2 separate regions of the Homo sapiens genome follow, and region 1 is linked to region 2. A link is an interaction called in ENCODE POLR2A ChIA-PET data of the cell type or tissue named here. Cell type or tissue: Panc1. All regions are shown on one strand. Each heading gives the region's core, and the rest is flanking DNA. Links, peaks and the distances in the headings are about the cores only. Region 1 overlaps CNTNAP2 (contactin associated protein 2). Region 2 overlaps CNTNAP2 (contactin associated protein 2).

What was found. ChIA-PET counts read pairs that join two places held together with the same protein. Peaks named below come from ENCODE experiments on the same cell type or tissue, not always from the same donor. Only the 100,000 strongest peaks of a DNase experiment are listed, where the experiment ranks them.
Region 1: POLR2A ChIA-PET joins it to region 2 with 5 read pairs; 2 of 35 experiments call an interaction of 5 or more read pairs at or near these places.

What each region holds. Positions count from the first base shown.
Region 1 is chr7:147,020,954-147,033,129 of GRCh38, forward strand. All of the region lies in intron 3 of CNTNAP2 (contactin associated protein 2), which reads left to right. Among named protein-coding and RNA genes, the nearest start is that of CNTNAP2-AS1, 71 kb to the right of the region's middle. In Panc1, for the core only: no CTCF peak of the experiment used is centred there; no DNase peak of the experiment used is centred there.
Region 2 is chr7:146,951,309-146,963,484 of GRCh38, forward strand. All of the region lies in intron 3 of CNTNAP2 (contactin associated protein 2), which reads left to right. Among named protein-coding and RNA genes, the nearest start is that of CNTNAP2-AS1, 140 kb to the right of the region's middle. In Panc1, for the core only: no CTCF peak of the experiment used is centred there; a DNase peak (open chromatin) is centred at 5,753.

The DNA.
Region 1 (12,176 bases), core at 1,999-9,998, 70 kb after region 2:
TCAGTATTTTGTGATTAAAATAAATGAGGCAACCCAGTACCCGAGGTTTTGGATGCATGCTTTTGATAAAAATCCTGAAACGAGTACATGATTACATAAGGAATCACGCAAGTTCAATGAGCATCCAAAAGTCCCAGAACGAGCTTGTCCAGCCCAGGGTACGCAGGCTGCATGCAGCCCAGGATGGTTTAGAATGTGGCCCAACACCAATTTGTAAACTTTATTAAAACCTTATGATTTTTTTTGGCAATTCTTTTTTAGCTCATCAGCTATCATTAGTGTGTGTATTTTATGTATGGCCCAAGACAATTCTTCTTTCAATGGGCCCAGGGAAGCCAAAAGATTGGATGCCTCTATTCTAGAAGCTGATTCACTCTCAGCATCCCACATACTCCCTTGTTTTTTATTACATATTCTATAGACATCATTATTTCATAGGTCCAATTAAAATGCTCAGGGCTTTTGTTTTGTTTTTTAGCCAGTTCTTTGTATGATATATTTCTCAGACTACCACTATCCTGATCAGTGTAAAAGATAAGACTATTATTCCCCTTAGCATGAATATTTTGTTTCTAATAATTTGCTCTAAGGTCAAAATAGTGTTGTCATGTGTCTCACTTCACTCACTTTTCTCACAGTTATAAAACAACCTCAAGGTTTCTCCAAATCAAGCTGTTCTTACAACAATTTTCTTCCTCCTCCTACTGGTTTAATTCACTTTGGAACTTCAAGATATTTACACAAATATTCAACAAACTTAATCTTATTATGTTTTACCTCCTTGTGGTTTTTGTTATTTCCAAATGTTGCCTCAGTCATGTAACACCTTGTTTTTCTCCTAAGCTTTTAACCCCTTGAACATTTGATAACAATTTCTTATTTGCATTCATCAAACATAAATCAATTTTTGACCCATAGAGGGTTAAAGATAGAACACTCCAATCATGAAGGACACTCATGTACTTGACATTTATGTATTTATAAATATATTTTAGGTATGGCTATGCAACCCTATTTTCTCTTATTTTTTATTTTTTGTCATGAAAATATTTTTCAAGTTTTTCTTATTTTTATATATATGAAATATTCTATACTCTTTTGGCCACTTTAGCTGTCCTGTAGACCCTATCTAGACCTTCCGGAGTTTTGCTATTTCTTTGTTGCAGATTGTTGACCAGAATTACAAACAGTATCTCATAGAAACACTGATTTCTACAAAGTGAGATAAAGCTTCCCATTTTATTTCTTTGGTCTGATTTCATTGTAAGAGTTCAGTGAGTCATTGCCTGCCAGGAGTCATCTACAGTGAGTCCTAGATCAGTCCACAGCTGTGACGAGTTCACTATTCCAGAAATACAAGTTTGAAGAACTTCCTACCCAACCCTCCCTTAGAAAATTACCCAAAATTGATCATGTAAAGCCCACTTTCTGCTTCTCCATATTCATTTTTATGGCAAAGTTTCCCCACTGGCCTGGATTTTCACTATGCAGAAGTGTTCAGGGTTATCTACAAACATAATACCTAAATTGTATATATTTATAACACATATATATGTACTCTATATACACATATATTGTACTATATATGTGTTTATGTACTATACATATACGCACACATGTATATGTACTATATATACACATACACAAACACATGGTTTTTTTTTTTTTATTACTAACCTAAATATAAAATAAGATCTCTGGAGAAAATTTTGTTAATGTGTTTCCATCATGAAAACACACAATAAACTTGTTTATTGTTCTATCTATAACAAAATATTTAAACTACTTTTATCCCAATTCGAATATCATTCTTGTGGAATTTGCCAAAGTATTTTTTTCCTTCAAATTGGAAAACAAACATGGGACTCTTCTTGGGAGATATTTATATTCTTAATCAAAGAACTTCATTATATTCATCAAACACCACAGCGCTGGTCACTTACATCTGTCTAATGAATTATATTTGGTGTTCATTGACTCTATTCTTTTTAATAGAGGTCATGGTTTGTTATCTATGGAACCGAGAATCATTAATCATGACTTGGAATTAATTTGAAGAGATGATTTTTAAAAACTTGTCATAGGCCTGCCTTTTGCAGTACAGGGTTCAGGGTTCCTTGCTTCATGATAAACATTTGCATAAAAGATTGAAGCTTTTAGAACCTTATCGTGTTGTTCAAATTTAGGGATATTAAAAGAGGAAGAAGCCTGAGATGAACACGGGCACGGCAACTGATAGCTTCATCCACTGAAGAGGGATTTTCCAGTTGCATGCTTGTTTCTCTCCCTACATGTGCTAACATTTGTTTAGAAATTTTATATTATGTTGAGACTAAAAAAAATCAACTCTGAGGTATAAATTTTGATAGTGCAAGGACCCATTTATCATGCTTGACATATAATCTTTTAAATTAAATTTTTATTGTGCAATGATTACAGTTTCACCTTTCTTTGTAAGAAGACTTTAGAGAGATGCCGTGTATCCTTTTTATCCAGTCTCCTCCAATGGCATCTTGTAACACTAGAGTCACCACCAGTATATTCACTTTGATGCTTTAAGAATACAAAATACTTCCATCACCACAAGGACCTCTCCTGTTGTCATTTTGTAGCCTCACATACTTCCACTTGTATTCCTCCTCAACCCCTAGCAACCACTAATTTCTTGGCATCATGAACCAGAGAATTTATTCATCACTAAATCTGTTCTGCCAGGATCTGCCACTCTTCAGCCAAAACTCCTAGTTACTCCTGATGACTTCTAGGCATCTGCCCTCCTTGGGCATCAAGTTTACTGCCAGTTGCCTTCTGAGTCACCTGCAGTCACCACTGGAGATGTAATTGAGTCCTCATGTGCCAAACTTATTTGGTTTTCACCTTAAAATTATTTTTTAAAAGACTATTATTCCCACATTTTCCCTCTACACTTGGTTTACTAATTTGCATGTGTAGTTTATAGGGCCAAGCTGGCAATAAGTTACTGTTATACTCCTCTCTTTATTTCCCGAATCTCCTATTCATGTTCCAGTTTAAACTCAGCTGGGAACACCTTGTCTCATTCAGAACTTAATCACAGTCTTTAGATATAGTCTTTTTTGTTTTCTTTATATGCTTATTATTAACATGTAGTATCCAGTATCTAATCCAGTAACAGTCACAAATTGGCCCATCAGTGGCAAGAAATTTAAAAAATGGACACTATAGTGAGGACTAAATTCAAAAATGACAGCCAAACTGGATTTTCTCAAGCACATTCTGCTAATTTGTATTACGTTTAAAGAGAAAAAATTACTTTTGGGTAATTGAACATCTATATCGCAATTGCAATGGTGGTTACACGAATCTATGCAACTGGTAAAACCTGTTTATAACAAAAAAAAAGTACATAAAAACTAGTTAAATCAGAATAAAATCTGTAGTTTAGTTAATTTTATTGTGACAATGCCAATTTTCTGGCTTTCATGATTGTACCGTATCGTGTAGAATGTTATTATTGGAGGAAACGGGGGAAGGTTACATAGGAACTCAACTGTATTAGTCCATTCTTACATTGTTGTAAAGAAATATTGAGACTGGGTAAATTATAAAGAAAAGAGGCTTAATTGGCTCATAGTTCCACAGGCAGGTGAAACTGTAATCATTGCACAATAAAAATTTAATTTAAAAGATTATATGTCAAGCATGATGAATGGGTCCTTGCACTATCAAAATTTATACCTCAGAGTTGATTTTTTTGGTCTCAAAATGATATAAAATTTCTAAACTAATGTTAACACATGTAGGGAGAGAAACAAGCATGCAATTGGAAACTCCCTCCTCAGTGGATGAAGAGGAATCATGGTGCTAGCATCTGCTCAGTTTCTGGAGAGGCTTCGGGAAACTGTCAATCATGGCGGAAGGTGAAGGGGAAGCAGGTGCTTCTGATGATTGGACTAACAGGAAGAGAGTAAGGGGGAGGTGCCCCACACTTTAAACAATCACATCACGTGAGAACTCACTATCGCGACCAAGGAGGATCTTGCTAAACCATTAGAAAGCACCCATATGTGGCTGGGCGCCGTGGCTCAAGCCTGTAATTCTAGCACTTTGGGAGGCTGAGGCAAGTGGATCACTTGAGGTCAGGAGTTCAGGGCCAGCCTGACTTACATGGTGAAACCCCATCTCTACTAAAAATACCAAAAAATTAGCCGGGTGTGGTGGCACGCCCCTGTAATCTCAGCTACTCCAGAGGCTGAGACAAGAGAATCGCTTGAACCCGGGAAGCGGATGTTTCAGTAAGCCGGAATCATGCCACTGCACTCCAGCCCTGGAAACAGAGTCAGACTCTGTAAGAAAAGAAAGGAAAGGATAGGAGAGGGGAGGGGTGGGGGGCAGGGAGAAGAAAGGGGGGAGGGGAGGGGAGGGGAAGGGAGGGGGATAGGAGAGGGGAGGGGAGGAAGGGGAGGGGGAAGAAGGGGGAGGGGAAGGGGGAGGGGAGGGGGAGGGGAGGGGAGGGGAGGAGGGGGAGGGGAGGAGGGGGAGGGGGAGGGGACGGGAGGGGAGGGGAGGGGGACGGGGAGAAGAAAGTGGGGAGGGGAGGGCAAGGGCAAAGAAACCTCCCATATCATCCAATCACCTCCCACTAGGTCCCACCTCCAACGCTGGGAATTACAATTCCATATGAGATTTGGGCAGGGATACATATCCAAACTGTATCATCAACTATTTTTGCAACTACTATGTGAGTCTAAAATTATTTCAAATTAAAAAATAAAGGCAAAACCCATCAAACTTACAGATTATTATGTGATTTAAAGTTCCTATCTCTCTCATTCTGTATGTGTGTGTATACATTACACGTATATATCTCAGATAGCTAAATGCATGTGCTTGTTTGACATACAGGTGTGTTGCTGTTGTTTTTTTTTTTTTTAAATTTTTATATATTTTTTAATTTGTTGAGATCACCCAAGGTGAAATGCAGTGACACGATCTGGACTCACTGCAACCTCCGCCTCCTGGGCTCAAGCAATTCTCATGCCTCAGCCTCCTGAGTAGCTGGGATCACAGGTGTGTGCTACCACGCCTGGCTAATTTTTGCCTTTTTAGTAGAGACAGGGTTTCACCATGTTGGCCAGGACGGTCTGGAATGCCTGACCTCAAGTGATCCACCTGCCTCAGCATCCCAAAGTGCTGGGTGCCACCGTGCCCAGCCTGACATCGTTTTTATGGATTTCAAAATATAAATGTATTTACATTGTTTGAAAGTTCATAGTGTATATAAAATTGAAGATAGGATCCTGAGATACGTATGAAAGCATTATAATGCACAGGTGTTTGTGTGAAACATAGATTGTATCTGAGGAGAAAGAAATGACAGTAGAATACTAATATCAAAAATATATAAATAAGATGATAGGATCCCAAAGTATAATTTTGTTTGCTTTTTAGACTAACAAAATATTACCACATCTAAATAAATGAAAAACATGAATGACATATGCTTTTTCCATCGATTTAATTTTTGTTAACAAATATAAAATGTTTTAGAATTTTACTTATAGAATTCAAAAATGTTTCCTTCATATTTATAATAATACTTAAATATGGAAATGAATACATCATCTCAAATAACACTGAGTTCATTCTTGGAATGTCTTTTTTTTTTTCTGTTAGAGATTTTCTTTCATTTTCTTTTTATTTTTCCCCAGGATGCTATCATGCCTACGTTTCTCCTGGTTAGTTTCACAGGATATTTTCCAAAGAGAACTTGAATAAAACAGACTTGATTACCACTGTTTTATTCTCAAAATAAGCTAATGGCTATTAAGACTTGTTCCTTGATTTGAGGGGGCTTTTTGGTATACTTATTCAAAAAGGCAGATTCAAAATAAGCTCTCTACTTCTTTATTCCTCAGAATCTCTGTTTGTATGTAATTGGCTAACAAAACCCATTGCTTATTAGCTTTGTCTCAGTGCTAAAAAAAAAAAAAAAAGTCCTTAAAATTATTGCAAACCTGCATCTGTCACACCTGATTACTCCAGGAGGAAAAACAAAACAAAACAGAACAGAAAAAAAAAAAAACAAAAAAAAGAAAAAAAAAAACTTGCTTTGGATAACATTTTATGACAATAGCTTTGCATCAGGGGACTTACTTATCTTCAATGTGTGCTCTATTCCTCATGTCACTCTTTCTTCCCCTTAATTGAGGAAAATGTGTTCAGAAGTTAAAGTTGTGGCCATCTATTTAAAGTTTTATATTATTCAGCTTAGAAAACAAATAAAATTTTCATACGTACAAGGGAATATAGCATCACTCAAGTAATGCCCATCACATTGCACAAGAAGTGGATAATCTTTCATTACAAAAGAAAAGATGGAAACTGCATAGATCTTCTGTAAATCAGAAGCTGTATAACCAGCTACTTAACTCAAATTCTAAAAGCCACCTAATGTTTGTATGTGGATGACACCAATATAACAAACATATTGCTTCAATTAAGTCAATTATGTTAATTTGTTGAAAAGAATCTGTTAACTGAATCATTCAGTATCCCTTAAACAAAACATAGGGTGATAATTTTGCAAATTATTATTTCAACTTATTGAGTTGGCAACGTATGAACAAAAGGCAACCTGCATCTATGTTTTAGGATAAGTAATTAGGTTCTCACAGACTGAGATTTTCATTTAAAAAGATTTCCCTTTTGGACAGTTTATAAAGTGAATTGGAAGAGAGACTGGAAGCAGGGAGAGCATTCTAAGAGCTCTCAGGGGAGAAGGAGGGTTTGGCCAAATACAGTGGCCAGACTCGTGAAAAGCCGTTACTGGAGAGGCAGGACCTCCAGCACCTGGGACATTGTGAATGTGAGTGAGGAAGAACAAGAGCCATGGACATGACAGAGATTCTGGCTGGAGAACTAGGAGGATGGCAGCATCAGCAAATGGTGTGGGTGGAAAATAGAAAATAAACACAGTTTTGATGATAAAAAGGCATTTTGTTAACATCTTGTAGCCATTCAAATAAAGATGTTTAATAGAAAGTTGGAAATTCAGGCCTAGATCTCAAAATCCAACTTAGGGCTGGAGATGTGGATATGGGAATCAGTCTCCAATATTTAGATGGGAATGAGACCTCGTAGAAGGAGGTTGAGTTGAAAAAGTCAGCCGTTCTTGTCCAAGAATACAAATGGGATCACAGTCTCATGGAGAAGAAGGCATTACAAGAATACCAACTGCACCAAAAAGGTTCCTTAGGGTTAAAACTAATAAAGAAGGCTTAGATTTCACTTTATTAGTGCAGAAGACTAATTGTAGCACAGTAGAAGAGAGATGGAAATGAGCTTCTATCCTTGAAAGTTTGGATATGAAATTGTCTCTTCAAGAAGTTTGGGAGGTCAATACAAAATAATGCAATATTGTAACTGAAGAAGTGAGTTGGAAAGGTGAGTTAGTTAAAAGACATTTGGTGGAGTTTGTTTTCTTTATTTTTTCTCTGAAATCAAGACTTTAGGCTTGTTTCATTAAAAGAGTTGAGGCCGAGAGAGATGTTAAGGAATACAGGGGCACCGTAGAGGTATAGCTAATGGAACAAGGGAGAATAGAGTTAGATGAGAAGATGGGATTAAACAGCCCGAGTAGGATTTGTCCCCTGTTAGACTGTAGAAGAAGGCCAGTTGGGTAGTAGACTGTGGCTAGACCACACTTTATTAATCCGTTTGTCAGTAAATACACATTTGAGATATTTCTAGATTAGACTGATTATGCATAAAGCTACCAGGCTCTCAGGAGGTCAGAAAATAAATCTAGGTAGTGAAGGAAACAGATAATAACAAAATAACAGGAATAAGCAAAATATTCCTGTTGAACTTACATTTGAAGACAAAAAAGCAGATGATGTCACTTGTGAGAAAGTAGCGAGAACAGCATGACCTTTAATAATCCATAGAAGAAGAAGAAAAATCCAATGAAGATAAAGGAGAAGCAATCACAGATCAAATAGACATATGCAAAATAAGATATGTTCTTTTTTTTTTTTTTTTTTTTTTGAGACGGAGTCTCGCTCTGTCGCCCAGGCTGGAGGGCAGTGGTGCGATCTCGGCTCACTGCAAGCTCCGCCTCTCGGGTTCACGCCATTCTCCCGTCTCAGCCTCGCGAGTAGCTGGGACCACAGGCACCCGCCACCACGCCCAGCTAATTTTTTGTATTTTTAGTAGAGACGGGATTTCACCATGTTAGCCAGGATGGTCTCCATCTCCTGACCTCATGATCCACCCGCCTCGGCCTCCCAAAGTGCTGGAATTACAGGCGTGAGCCACTGCGCCGGGCCTAAGATACATTCTTGAGTGAGAAAGATTCCAGGAGAAGATGACTAAGGGAGATATTCAAGAAGAATTTTAAAAAAGATTATTTCATTATCATCAGTTACCTCATTATCATCAGTGATTTTTCTGATTTGATTTGAAAGAAGAAACAGCAACGAACAAATTGCTAAAGTTTAAGAGAGCATGGAAGAGGAGGGAAAAACTGAGCAAACACCATCTATTAGAGAAGTTTTGCAGTGAAAGGGAATAGAAAACCAGACAGTACAAATGGAGAAACATAATGTAAAAAGGGTTTTTTTTTTTTCTTCCCAGGAAAGATGAAATCCAAATATATTGGAAAAAATGGCTTCTGTAGACCCAAGAATTGTCACTTATTTTAGCTCTTCTATATTTTGAAGAAACATTACCTGGTATTAATCATCCAATAGATAATAAAAATGGAAGCATATGAAATTGAGGAAGAGTAAAATTGTTAATGCTCAAATCAGACATTACATTTAGTATTAGAATTATTAATATTTCATGGCATAAATTTATCCAACTAAAGAATTTCACATTTTGAAAAAGATAAAATTGAAAGATGGTAATTTACCTTGCTATCACAAATAATTCTCACATTAACTAAAACTTGATAATTTTGTTGATTGTATGCTTATAAAAAGCTCTTGGTTCCACATTCAGAAAAATATTTTATCCCAAGTACTTTCCAAAGAGTATATCATCATATTTGCTGCCATTAATACTTAACAAATACCTGCGAAAAGCAATGGTTTTGGAGGGTAACCTGAGGGCAGTATAATCTATCTGTTCTTCTAGATACTGTAAACAATTTCTAGAGTAAGCTTGTCAGTAGGGAGCTGAATATCTATCTGCATCAAAAGTGTTGGTTACTGCTATAAATTTGTGTTTACTGAGCTGAGGTTTGGCATTTTTCCATGGGGCTACATTGAGGAAAACTGTAATGTATTTCCTATGAAATTTGTTGCTGTTTTTATATGGATTTTCTTGAACACTTCATTCTTTATGTAGCATAGTTTCTTTTATGTGAGGATTTGGGAAGTTTCTTTCTGGGCTCAGTACCTTGAGTATTATGCTTCTGCAAGCAACTGGTTAGATTTTATTTAAGATGAGCCTTGAAACTAATTCTGTCTGCATTTATGTGATATGCCAGAAATTTTAAAGCCAAATTTTTAGACACCCTCCTATGCAACAATTGTTTTTGGTTTTTCATATTTTTATCAAGCTAGTACATAGATAAGTATTTTTAATCAATTTGTAGAGAAATAAGTTCATTTAACGGTAAAGTTCTTTTTCCCCAATATCTTCTTATTTCCTGTTCCACTCTCCCTTTATACTTTTATATCAATTTGTTCGCTTATAAATGTAGAATTTGCCTATTGGTTAATGACTTCTTGGGTCAATTACTAGTTAGCTGACTTACTTTTCCACACATCTGACTACTTTTAGAAGTTATATTAAGGCCAGGCATGATGATTCATGTCTGTAATCCTAGCACTTTAAGAGGCCAAGGTGGGAGGATTGCTTGAGCCCAGGGGTTTGAGGCTGCAGTGAGCTGTGATTACACCACTGCACTTCAGCCTGGGCTACAGCGCAAGACCCTGCCTCAAAAAATATATATAATAGATATTTTTAATTCTCTATTGGTTAATTTTATTACATTTAATAATATACTTACAAATAGGTCTACTCTTCTGTCAAATTTTGGTAATATAATTTGACTCTTCACTTGGAAGATGAGTATATTATTTACCACATTATTTCTTCTACATTTTCGTATCCATTTCTACCTCCAAACCTCTGCTTCTTAGGTTGTATTTTAACATTGCCAAGATTGATAATGTTAGATTTGTATTTCTGTTTGTCTAAATATTTATTTAACATATCACAAAATGGATAGCATTTATCTAATTATTTTCATCCTTTCTTATGGCTTGACATGAAGGATAAAGAAAAAATTATAGGAGGTTTGGAAAGAAAAATAATATATTTGAGTAAAATTTAAAATAGATTTCTGATGCTATATTAGATTATCATCTGAAAAAATTTATTTGTCAATATCTTAGAAATTCAAATATGCATCCATTATATAATCCAGAAATTCTTCTCCTAGGCATTTGTAACAAATGCTCACAGCAATTTTATTTGTAATAGTAAAAAAACCTGGAAACATCCCAGTATCTATCAATACAAAAATGGGTACAGGTTATAGTAAACTTAGACAATGAAATAGTACACAGAAAAATAGAAATGTGCTACTGATAATAACGATATGAGGGAATCTTAACAAAATTGTTCTGAGTGAAAGAAGCCAGTGATGTTTGATTACTTTATTATGAAGTTCAAGAAAAGTCACAATTGGCTGGGTGCAGAGGCCCATGCCTGTAATCCCAGCACTTTGGGAGGCCAAGCTGGGCAGATCACTTGAGGTCAGGAGTTCCAGACCAGCCTGGGCAATGTGGTGAAACCTCATCTCTACTAAAAATACAAAAATTAGCCGGGCGTGGTGGCCTGTGCCTGTAGTCCCAGCTACTCAGGAGGCTGAGGTGGAAGAATCACTTGAACCTGGGAGATGGAGGTTTCTGTGAGTTGAGACCATGCCACTGCATTCCAGCCCGGACAACAGAAAAAGACTCTGTCAAAACAAAAGGCAAAATTAACTATGGTTATAGAAATCAGAAAAGTGTATACACACGGTGAGGAGTGGCATTAATTGAAAAGAATATTGACTGAGGGGATTGATGAGACTAATTTCTGGGATAATAAAATGTTCTATATCTTGATAGGGAGTGAGGGTCACGTGAGTGATCACATTTCTCAAAACTAATCAAACTATTCACTGGTTTTCAGTTTACTGTATTAAAAATTATTATCATTCTTTTTAAAAAAATGACGTATTGCTCCCTGAACAGTCTGCAGTTTCACTGAGAGATCAAATAGTAAACATTATAATTTTACTATTCATTATAAAATGTATTATGATATAGGTAAGCACAGAATTTCAGAATGAGCATCAAGTAACCCCACTATGCATTTATCAAATCTGTTTCACTTTCCTTCTGTGGCACATATTCCAGTCTCTTGGACACTAAGGTTAAGATCAATATGATACATGACCAATGGAATGTATGCAGAAGTGATATTTTCTTCATCAAATCTGGCCATAAATCCTAAGTTCATTCCTATATGTTTGTCTTCTGTTTCTGTGGTGGACTTGAGAATCAGATGTTGATGACAAAAACCAAATGAAGTGAGCCCGGATCCCTGAATGACTATGTGGAACAGTGCTCCTCTGTCCTTTTCTTTCTATACTGAAATGTGATGTGGGCAAAAATCAATCATGTATTATAGTAAAACGCTGGAAAGAAGGAAACAAGAAAGGAGGGGAGGAAGGAAATAAAGAAGAAAAGAAAGATGGAAGGAAGGAAAGAAAGAGAGAAAAAAAGGAGAGAGAAAAAGGAAGGAAGTTGGAGAGAAGGAAGAAGAGGGAGTCAGAGAGTAAGAAAAGAATTGATGGTTCTTCTGCCAGTGACTTAGACTGGAGATAAATAAACTATGGGAGGCAATAAAGCCATTAAAAAGACAGTCCACTTGTTGAGTAGGCTGAGAACAAATGATCACAAAGAAGGAAACCTATTGAATACCATCATCATGTGATGCCCCTAAAGAATAAAGAGAAGGAATCAAGAATCAGATTTTTAAGATTTTACTTTATTAATTTTCAAAGTCAAATTATTGCTTGCAAAATAATGCTGTTCTTAATGCTTCTAGTACGATTATTCTAAAATGCTTTCACAACATTGACAACATTAAGAAGACAAGATGTATTTATTTGGGTAAAGAGCAGTAGGGTC
Region 2 (12,176 bases), core at 1,361-9,360:
TTTGTCAATTTTGGCTTTTGTGGCCATTGCTTTTGGTGTTTTACATATGAAGAGTTTGCCCATGTCTATATTCTGAATGGTATTGCCTAGGTTTTCTTCTAGGGTTTTTATGGTTTTAGGTCTTATATTTAAGTCCTTAATCCATCTTGAGTTAATTTTTGTATAAGGTGTGAGGAAGGGGTCCAGTTTCGGTTTTCTGCATATGGCTAGCTAATTTTCCCAACACCATTTATTAAATAGGGAATGCTTTCCCCATTGCTTGTTTTTATCAGGTTTGTCAAAGATCCGATGGTTGTAGATGTGTGACATTATTTCTGAGGCATCTGTTTGTTCCATTGGTCTATATGTCTGTTTTGTTACCAGTACCATGCTGTTTTGGTTACTGTAGCCTTGTAAGATAATTTGAAGTCAGGTAGTGTGATTTCTCCAGCTTTGTTCTTTTTGCATAGGATTGTCTTGACTATACGGGCTCTTTTTTGTTTCCATATAAAATTTAAAATAGTTTTTCTAATTCTGTGAAGAAAGTCAATGGTAGCTTGATGGGGATATCATTTAATCTGTAAGTTACTTTGGGCAGTATGGCCATTTTCGCGATATTGATTCTTCCTATCCATGAGCATGGAATGTTTTTACATCATCCTGATACCAAAACCTGGCAGAGACATAACAAAAGAAAATTTCAGGCCAGTATCCCTGATGAACATCGACACAAAAATCCTCAATAAAATACTGGCAAACCGAATACAGCAGCACATTAAAAACTTATCCGCCATGATGAAGACAGCTTCATCCCTGGGATGCAAGGCTGGTTCAACATACACAAATCAATAGACATAATCCATCACATAAACAGAACCAATGAGAAAAGCTACATGATAATCTCAATAGATGCTGAAAAGGCCTTCGATAAAATTTAACACCTCTTCATGCTAAAAACTCTCAATAAACTAGGTATTGTTGGAACATATCTCAAAATAATAAGAGCTATTTATGACAGACCCACAGCCAATATCATACTGAATGGGCAAAAGTTGGAAGCATTCCATTTGAAAACTGGCACAAGACAAGTATGCCCTCTCTCACCACTCCTATTCAACAGAGTATTGGAAGTTCTGGCCAGGGCAATCAGGCAAGGAAAGAAATAAAATGTATTCAAAAAGGAAAAGAGGAAGTCAAATTGTCTCTGTTTGCAGATAATATGATTGTATGTTTAGGAAACCCCATCGCCTCAGCCACAAATCTCCTGAAGCTGATAAGCAACTTCGGCGAAGTCTCAGGATATAAAATCAATGTGCAAAAATCACAAGCATTCCTATACACCAATAATAGACAAACAAAGAGCCAAATCATGAGTGAACTCCCATTCACAATTGCTACACAGAAAATAAAATACCTAAGAATACAACTTACAAGGGATGTGAAGGACCTCTTTAAGGAGAACTACAAACCACAGCTCAAGGAAATAAGAAAGGACTTTTCTTACATTTCTAAAGGCACATAAGATCACAGAGACAGAAGATGTCCAGTAGATTTATTTTCATTCCTCTAGTACAAATTTTTTATAGACAGAATCATAGGAATTTCTGAACCTAAAAATATTAATCTTCATGCCACCTATTTAAAGGAAATGCAAGCACATGTTTATTGTAAGTGACAGTCCTCTGAGATGATAGTTGATCTGTGTTCATGGCTTAAGATTATTATATTCAGTGAGAATGAAATTACTTCTATTGAAATCTTGGAAGTAAATGAACAGATCATAGAATATTCTAGCTCTCAAGGCTGGTCTCAGCAAGACAATATCTGGGTAGAAAAAACTTGATGGATAGTCAAGGATATTTTAGATCTGAGTAATCAATAGCAGGTGATGGAGAAAAAGAGCCATATAATAAGTGGTCTTATAAGCATTTTTGCTGCTCAAGAAGTACCAGCCACAAAGAACCAATACTATTTTAAGGATTAAAGTTACCAAACTATAGTAGAATGTATGTGTACTTAGGAATCACATATGTATCATTTAGTGTGTATGTCACTAGTTCTGCAACTTGTAGTTTAAACTAGTTTTCTCATGTTTAACGAGATGATAAAAAAAACTAACTCAGAAGATTGTAGTATAAATAAAAAGCGATGACATCTCGTTTTACATAAATTATTGCATTTGTCATTCATTCAGTAAATGCTAGCTATTTTTACTTTTCTGGAAACTAGGGAAAATAACTTCTATATAGGTTTGTAACGAATTCCAATTACGAAATTCGAAATAAGCATAAAACAATACCTCTTGCATCATATATAATCAAACATTAAATTACCTTTTGAACAAAAATCTTTGTTTATTAATTTTACTGGCCCCCAAATGGCTATGAACTTGTTGAAAATGGAGATATCACATTCATCTTTTTATTCCCCATTTCTAGTAGAGTACCTGAGACAAAGCTAGCAAATGCCGACTGATTGAACAATTCCAGCTCTGTTATTAAAATCATCATATAACACAAACTTGTCAATGGAAAAGTTAACTTTCAGATACCAAAAAAAGGGAAATAAGCTATTGCAAATAATAATCAGGTAAAAAAATATTTATTCTGTTTCAGCATAGTGTTATAAATATTGAAATGTAAATTAAAGGCAGTAGGGCACACCTATATCTTGTTTCTAGTTTTTGCTGATAGCTGTATATAATCAACTATTATTGCTTTGATACCACCATATAACGTGGGTTATAAGATTTTCAGATAAAAGCAACTCTTATTTCATTTGTTTTTCTTGAATTACTCCATATAGGAAGAGGCTTTGGAATCGTATTTCTTGCTTTGAAATTTTATTTCTTGCATTTATATGCCTTTGCAATAAAATCGTGTTAACTTATAATCTCTCACGCAATGGTTTCTCCTAGTGTTTAATAAAATGGTATTAAGGGTAACTGCTACTATTTTTTCTAAAATTAGAAGGTAACATTGAATGGACACACAGCAGATACATGTTACATTCTGAAATGTATGCTTTGCTGGAGCAGAATGAATGCAATCAATGTAATGGAAATGCTGCACTAATGGCTCATTAAACATGGAAAGTATGCATAGATGAAAAAAGTCTGTGCATATGTTTCAGTTCACTGAAGGAAGCAATGAACTATAATGTGGAAAGAAAAGGAAACATACTTCTTTACGTAAATATTCTTACTTCTGGAAAAGAATTGTTGAATCAGTCAGGAATTTGACAGCAAGATTTCAACTATTGGAGCAGACAACTTTATATTGTAATTGATGGATCTGGTGGACTTTTAAATATTTTTTTTCCCTATTCTGTGCTTTTTCACATTGTTTCTATATCTTTTTGTTTTTTTGCAAAGTTCTTTAATTGATCAATATTTTCTTTTGTGATATGTGTTTTATTGCTCACAAGAAAAAAATTTCTCTATTTAAATGTTATACTCTCTTACACTTTCTTTCAAACTGTCACTTATACCACTGCAATTCACCCCAAATTATTTTAGTATATGATGTGAAATCCAAGTCTAGCTTTACTTTTTTCACCTTTATTCAATTGTCCCAGAAACATTTATCAATTATTCCACATTTCTTCACTGATTTGTAATATGCCCTTTGTCTTAAACCATGCAAAGCTCCCCAGCATCAATAGAAAGAGAGAGGAAGTAGATGATAACCTTTTGCAGTGGGAAACAAAAAAGATATTTTAAAACTCTTGTTTGTGTTTGGAACTGTCACCTCCTATGACATGTCAAACAACCTTATTTGGCATTGGATAGTGTAAGTAATTTTTTGCCCTGACAAAATATATTTAGGTACCCACTTGAGCAAAACTTATAATATAGATTTAATCATATATTCACTGTTATCATCGACTTCATTGTGTTCTTCTACCTCTGCCTGATGCACCTCTTGATTATTCAGCATTGTTGCCAAGCATTTGCTGTTAGTAGCTGATAACATTCATCTTCTTTTGCTAAATATTTCTCATATACAAGAAGATTTAAGACTGTTTATCCCTGTAGTTGGAAGATTTTTCCTCTAAAAGCTGTTTATACTTTTCCTAGCACGAAGACCTGCTTATATGCCACACAAGTGTCTCTTAAAAAGTTAGTCACTCAATGCCCTGCTAATAGGAGTGAAAAAGACACTAGAAACAAAAATCTTTTCTAACCAGAAAACCACTTTTGTATAAATTTTGAGCTCCTTGCACCACAGTGACTACAGTGTGCCTCACTAAGGTAAACATAGAAAATGGTATCATTTATTGTTTCAAATTAATAGGGTAATTGTAAATATGATAAGTTTATCGAAGATATTACAGAAGTATACATTTTAAGACAACCCTAGAAATAATTCTTTTAAGAGCATGTTACAATTATTATTTTAAAATGCATTACTCCTACCCTAATTTTAGTTGGAAGAGATGTATGAAAATTACAATGATTGTACTGCATAGAATATGTCATTTTTGTTTGATTTTTTAATTAGCAGTTTAATTTGTGCAGTGTCGAATATAAGAGATAATTCTGATAGGTTTGTCATCACAGAGTCTCTGGCAGTTAACATGAATACAAAATATTAAATGTATTACTTACCGCAGTAAACGGTCACTAGTCAGTAGGTTGATAATTCGCATCTTGTAGAACACTGGCCATGACTGATGGATTTTTATCCTTTCTTATTATGTATACGTTTTTTTTCATTAATAGTGTTCCCCCTCCAAGTCAGTTTTTATATTCAATCCTAGCACAAATGATTTTAAAAATGAAAGAGATGAAGGAGATCATTAGATTCTAGCAGAGGAAAAGTTGTAATACAAGTTGGTTTAGAACCAAAGTGCTTTCTAACTTTCCCATTTGTTTGTTTTTTGTTTTATGTTTAGACTTGGTATTAAAAAATGAAGATGTAAACAATTCAGTTAGGAAACCTTCAGAGATATTCTGCACTGACCTTCATTAGAGTTTGTGTAGTGCATGACCGTGGTAATATCAAATGGTTGCGTAAGTATCTACAAGGCCCTTTTTCAAAAAAGCCATCAAGTTGCATCTCTCTAATTATTGCAAATATCTTGTTTACTCCTATTTATTCACTACATCACTTGAAGTTTCCTCTTGAATCTGAGCATGTCCTGTAGGTCTACCTTAGAAGAAAGGAAAAGTGCTGTCTTCCACATTGGGTTTCAGCTGGGCTTACAGCCAAGTGTACATTGCAATTTGCAATTATCTCCTTTTCCTGCTTGTGCTGGCAAAGAGAGGGAAAATTTTAAATATACTCTCTGTGAAAAGAGTGTGAGATCAGAAAACAGACAGTATTATGAATACTTAATGTATTTCCTACTCAGGACAATTTCCAGCACTTTTCTTTTGGGATTTAGGCTTCTGTGTATAATATCCCCTTGAAAACTGAAGAAGTACAAGTCTCCTTGCTTGTAAGCGACTAAATGGCTGACATTCTGGATGCATGTTTTCATAGACTATTGTGTTTTGAGTAAATATAAATGGGATCACTGGATAAATGGATTTGGAAGAGTAACGAAACAAGAATAGCATGGGGGAATTATCTCACAGGAACATTAAACTTAAGGGGATTTAACTGTATTCCCATTAAGAGAAAAAGATTAAAATAAAATATGTACAGCCACGTGTCATTTAGTGACAGGGATACCTTTTGAGAACTGCGTCCTTAGGAGATTTCTCATCATGTGAGCATCATCATGAACAGTCATGTGTTTCTGAACAACCGGGGTATGTTCCAAGAAATGTGTCATTAGGCAATTTTGTCATAGTGTAAATATCACAGAGGGTACTTAAACAGACCTAGATGGTATAGCCCCCTACACACTTAGACTATATGGTATATCCTATTTTTCCTAGGCTATAAAAATTTTCAGCATGTTACTGTAGTGAATACTGTGGGTAAATGTAACACAATGGAAGTATTAATATATCTAAGCATATCTAAATATAGAAAATGTAATGCATTGTCCTAAAATGTTAGGATAGCTATGACTTCACCAGGTGATAGAAATTTTTCAGTTCCCCTATAATCTATGGAATCACCATCATATAGGCAGTGTGTCCTTGACTGCAACGTTATGTGGCATATGACTGTACATCTATGTAAGTTGCATAGACCATTTTAGTCTCCATTTCACTCTGTGAGAATGTATCCTAAACGGTAAATGCAATTAAGTTTTAAAAACATGTTGCAAGCATACACAAAAGCATAGAGTAATTGTGCAAATTATTTTAAAGTTTTCCAGGCCATAGATGAAAAGGTAAAGTTCATTGCTTAGGTAGCCAGGGAAAAGGAGAGTGATAGAAACAATGGCAGTCTTGGGGTAGACAGTGAAATACTGAGAGCCTTTGACAGTCATTGAAAAAGAATTGGAGCCCGTTCTCCATGTCGTGCTTATTTCAGATTGCATGCCTGTATCAAAACATCTCATGTACTCCATAAAAATACACACCTACTATGTACCCACAGAAATGAAAAATTAATTAGAACAATGAACAAAGAATAATGGATTTATATGGGTGTACATAAATCCAAGTGTGTAATAGTTTATACACATGGACTTATCAAGAATGATAATTCTTTATCATTCATGATAAATGAAACAATCTTTATCATTCTAAATCAATGAAACTATCAAGAATGATTTAGATGTACAGAATTTATAGTGAGGCATGACCATTAGAATCTAGCCAGAATATAGCGTACAATTTCACTATATTAACATATTCTTGAAATTGTCTATTCATTTGGTTTCTACTGGATGGTACAATTAGAGATGAATTAGGGAGGGACAAGAAACTAGCATTTACTGGGTCTCTAACATGTGCCAAAGGCGAATGGCACCTCAGGAAGGTGCAGCTGCCTTTACGTGACATAGGGAAGAAAACATTTAGAAAATGATATTTGATCTTCCTTGAGAAATACAAATAGAACCTATCCAGATGGAGGAAGGCAGTGAGCAATAGCATGTTTGAGAACATACTTTTGTTCTCACACATCATGTACCAAACACAGAAGAAAATGACGCATCTAAAATTTTTTTTAAAACTACGCTGATGCTTTTTTTTCTTCACAACACATTTTTATGGTTTTTTTTTTTTTTTTTTTTTTTTGAGACGGAGTCTCACTCTGTTGCCCAGGTTGGAGTGCAGTGGCACAATCTCAGCTCACTGCAAGCTCTGCCTCCAGGGTTCATGCCATTCTCCTGCCTCAGCCTCCCGAGTAGCTGGGACTACAGGCACCCGCCACAACGCCCGGCTAATTTTTTGTATTTTTAGTGGAGACGGGGTTTCACCATGTTAGCCAGGATGGTGTCGATCTCCTGACCTCGTGATCCGCCTGCCTCGGCCTCCCAAAGTGCTGGGATTACAGGTGTGAGCCACCACGGCCGGCCCATTTTTATGTCTTTTAAGCTCCAAGTTTTCTTAGCTATTTTCATCTGTCATATATAGCCTCAATATATTGTTGCCTGGCACATAGTAGGCATCCAATTAAAATTAATTGAATGCATGACTGAAACAAGAGTTTCTCTTCATTATGATTCTTAATTTAAGCTTAAATTTAGAAATCCTCTTCTTATCATTTTTCTTAGTTTAACTCAACACTAATAAGATTGTCGTTTCTATCATATTCTGTGTCTTTCCCCATGATTTCCATAGCTCTTTGAATTAGGATAATGACTTTTTTATTTTATTTTATTTTATTTATTTATTTATTTTGAGATGTAGTCTTGCTCTGTCGCCCAGGCTGGAGTGCAGTGGCGCCATCTCGGCTCACTGCAACCTCCGCCTTCCAGGTTCAAGCGATTCTCCTGCCTCAGCCTGCCGAGTAACTGGGACTACAGGCACCCACCACCACGCCTGGCTAATTTTTGTATTTTTAGTACAGACAGCGTTTCACCATATTGGCCAGGCTGGTTTCAAACTCCCGACATTGTGATCTGTCCGCCTCGGCCTCCCAAAGTGAGCCACCGCGCCAGGCCTAGGATCATGACTTTTATAACCTGTAGCGAGAAAAGATGCAAATCTTTCTCTTATTGGTATGATTCTGCTCAAACTCAGATACACAATCTAGAGTCAAGATGACACCGTAAAATTATTTTTTTTAAAAAAGAAAGAAGCCTGGGCATGGTGGCTCACATCTGTAATCCCAGCACTTCGGGAGGCTGAGGTGTGTGGATCACTTGAGGTCAGGAGTTCGAGACCAGCCTGACCAAAATGGTGAAACCCTGCCTCTACTAAAAATACAAAAATTACCCAGGCATGGTGGCAGACACCTGTAATCCCAGCTACTTGGGAGGCTGAGGCAGAAGACTCACTTGAACCCGAGAGGTAGTGGTTGCAGTGAGCTGAGATCATACCACTGCACTCCAGCCTGGGCATCACAGCGAGTCTCAAAAAAAAAAAAAAAAAAAAGAAAGAAATAAGAATACGAACTGCAATCACATTTCCAGGCTGATTGTAAAATAGGAACAGCACACTTGAGCCAAAGCAAAGGTTTCAAGAAGGATAAGGTCAAATGCACAGAATATGGGACTTAGATTGTCAAGCTGAGGTTAAAGTCAGTAATTATTGGAGAGACCTAGGGATTCCAACTTTAGACTAGGAGCATCTAGGCTGTCATAAGTAAGAAGAGAGCAGGGGCTTTAAAACTTGGCTGTCACAGGTAGCATTTCTTTTCCCCTTGACCCTGGGGCACAGGTTGTCCACTCGCAAATGTTTTCGTGTCACCTGACACTCACCTTCTCTTCTCGCCAGTCTTGCAGGCCACACCTTACTCCTACCACATCTTGCCCTAGGTTTTCCTTTTCTTGCACTGAAAGTTCTCCTAACTTATGCCATCCTACTGGGGAAAAAAATAAGTTTCTTTTTCTCCCTGCTACATAACTACATTACAACACTTAATAATCCCATTCAGGTCCAAAATGCACATCTTTCTCTTTGCAAATAGTTACTATACTTTCTTTAAACATTCTTATTACTTATTTTGAGAATGTTTCTATTTTCTCAGTTTTAGCATTTCATGAGTCTTTGACAGCTGGGTCTCAGAGAGAGGCCAGTTAGGAATTGGACAATCGTCTTAAGCAGGCTCTGGGTTTCCTGTACTTTTCTGTGCAGTGCCTGTGCTGATTAAACTATGACCTGCAGTTTTTCTTTTTACGGAGTTCATAGTGGTCATTTGAAATATGATGTGGCATTCAGAAAAATTACTCTTTCTCCTGCAGTTTCTGTGAATATATTTTACACTGCAGCAATTGTCATACAAGGCATATAAGGATTTATTCAAAAATTTATCAACAATCTGAGATGCATTGGTAAGAATTACAATGAAAATATTAGTTGTTCTTTATATCACTGCAAACAATAGACAAATCCTTACATGCAAGAAAACTTGCTATGATGTTTCAATATTGTAATTTCAGCCAATCTAAGGCTAAGGTTCTCCAAAGTTTAAATATGGTATTTTTTTTTCCTTTTAGAAAATCCCCATACATTTAATAGCCCAGTTATAAACATACTGCCCATGTAGGTCTCCTTTACTTGTGACCTCTAGCTGTGAGAGAATCCTTAGGTTCCAGAGACCAGTAGTTCACTGTGTGCTAAAGGACATGCTTTAGCTACTCCTTTGCTACTCCTTTTGAATTCTTTCTCCTTTTCTAAGTGGGCAGCTCTCACCCGCTCATTCTCTGGGCTTTGCATTTAGAATGATTGGTCTTCCCCACTATTATTTTAGACAATTACATTTATCATGAGAAATTAATCCTTGAGGGATCAATGATGCGTGCTTTTCTCTGGCTCACAGGAACAAAACTATTATTCATTTTCCACTTGACATAAAGTGACCCGTGAACCCATTTACATTTTCATTCCCCTGCTGGCAGTACCAGTGAAGCCCTTTGTCAGTTATCAGCTAGTAGTGACCCCTGCAGGCACAGCCACCACTCAGCCCAGGGAGGACTGCTTCCGGGGCAGGTCCCCTAGGTGCCAATAAAGAATGCAACCATTAGCCCACATGTAGGGACCTAAATAACGCTGGTCAGGGTCTTGGGTCTACCTATGTGAAGCAAACAGGCAAATATTAACAATTTTGCTGTGACCTGTATTTGAGTGATAAAGGTGTAATTCGAAGTGAAGAACTATGAGAGCTGGGGCATTTGTCATTGGAACTTTTCCATTTTCTCTCTAAGGGTAACTTTCTTTCATTTTTACACCCTCTACCCTGAAAGTTGTCTTCAGTCTTCAGTCACTGCCCCTGTATTCCATGCCATTATATTATGTCATATATTGGTGACTCCTGTCCCTGGAAAATTTAATGAGAAATGGGAACGAAAATAATATCGTCATGGTGGAATGACAGGCGGCTGATATTGTTGAGCTAGGGAATGCTTGCAATGCTGAGCACAGCCACATGTGCCAGAAATAGGGAAATGTATGACACAAGACACAGTCTTGAGGTGCTCATGAGCTATTAGGAAGTTGCAGCATGATCTCACCATCTGAAAATGAAAAATGAATCATTCTCTGGGGAATGAGCTAAATTTGACTCCTGAAATCACCATGGTGCCAGGGATTACGGTCTCTGAATGTGCTACAGACTTGGAGTGACTAATGAGCTGCTTGAGGTCATAGAGAGACTTAGGCAATTAAAGACAATTAATGCACATTATCTTGCTTAAAACATAGAAAATGATACTCCAGTTACGCAGTGGTTACTTTTGTGACCTGTTTAGATAACTCTAAACACCATATTTCTCCTAGATTTTATAATCTTGTTGTTCATTCAGTATAATTTGTTTTCTAACATAAACTTGATCTTTACTGTTGTGAGATTCTTGAGAACAGAGACACTGTATGTTATTTCTTCTTTATATTCCCAGTGCATTAAGAGCTTCCAAAACAGTAGATTTTTGCTAAATAAGATAACTGTTGAACAAATGAAAGAATGAGCAACTGTAGAGCTGTGTTTTGTGCATTTTCTTTAACACAGTCTATTTTTACTGCTGCCGATCTTTACTGTTGCTGATCAACCTGAGTTGAGTTCATATTTGAGTGCAAAATTCTTCTTCTGACTAAGTAAGGAATACTTGAGATGATGCAGGATTGAAGGTTCCTAAGTTTATCAGTAAGGGAGTAAGGGAGTCAGCATATTTTAACCCACTTTGGGTAAAATATGACATTGAACTAAGAGACAAAAAACTACAATGAAATTAGTTAACATAGTTTTTTTGTTTGTTTGTTTGTTTGTTTTTTGAGACAGAGTCTCGCTCTGTTTCCGAGGCTGGAGTGCAGTGGCACGATCTTGACTCACTGCAACCTCCACCTCCTGGGTTCAAGCGATTCTCCTTCCTCAGACTCCTGAGTAGCTGGGATTACAGGCAGGCGCCACCACATCCAGCTAATTTTTGTATTTTTAGTAGAGACAGGGTTTTGCCATGTTGGCCAGGCTGGTCTCGAACCCCTGACCTCACGTGATCCACCTGCTTCGGCCTCCCAAAGTGCTGGCATTACAGCATGAGCCATCGCGCCTGGCCAACATTATAGAATTTTAAATTAAGGACATCTGAAAGATAATTGAGTTCAACATTTCACATTCACCCTAGACTGCTCTCCCAAGATCAGGAGCTACTGGAGATTTTGAAGGAAAACAGGCCTATTCCTAAAATGTAAAAAGTGAGCATGAAAATTGCATCTGATGATGACATTCAGGAGAAACAGTTAGTGTGCCTATGCAAGGTGATCCGTGTGGGACAGAGCCAGGACTATTACGAAGCACTTGATACCTCACCACGGAGGACTGATGAGAAAATTCATTATAAAGAGTTTGGCTACCGCGAAATGTAAGTTGACTTCTAAATAAAGAATTCAAATGAAATAAAAATGATCGACAAAAGTTGACTAGAAGTTCTCTAAAATATATCTATTTCTAATTTTATTTCATTTGATAATTACCTAAATTACTCTGAATCCTACCTTCAATTTTACTTGTCTTTGTTTGAACAGTAATTCTTTTGTCTCAAATGTCATGTATCTTTGCTTAATGCCATGAAATTTAGCCAGTCTTAAAAATCTTTGATAGAGGAAAGAAAAATGTCCTAAACATGTGTTATTTATTTTACTTCCTGAGTCTCAAAATGTGTTTTCATATTGTGCTTCAAGTGTCATGGTT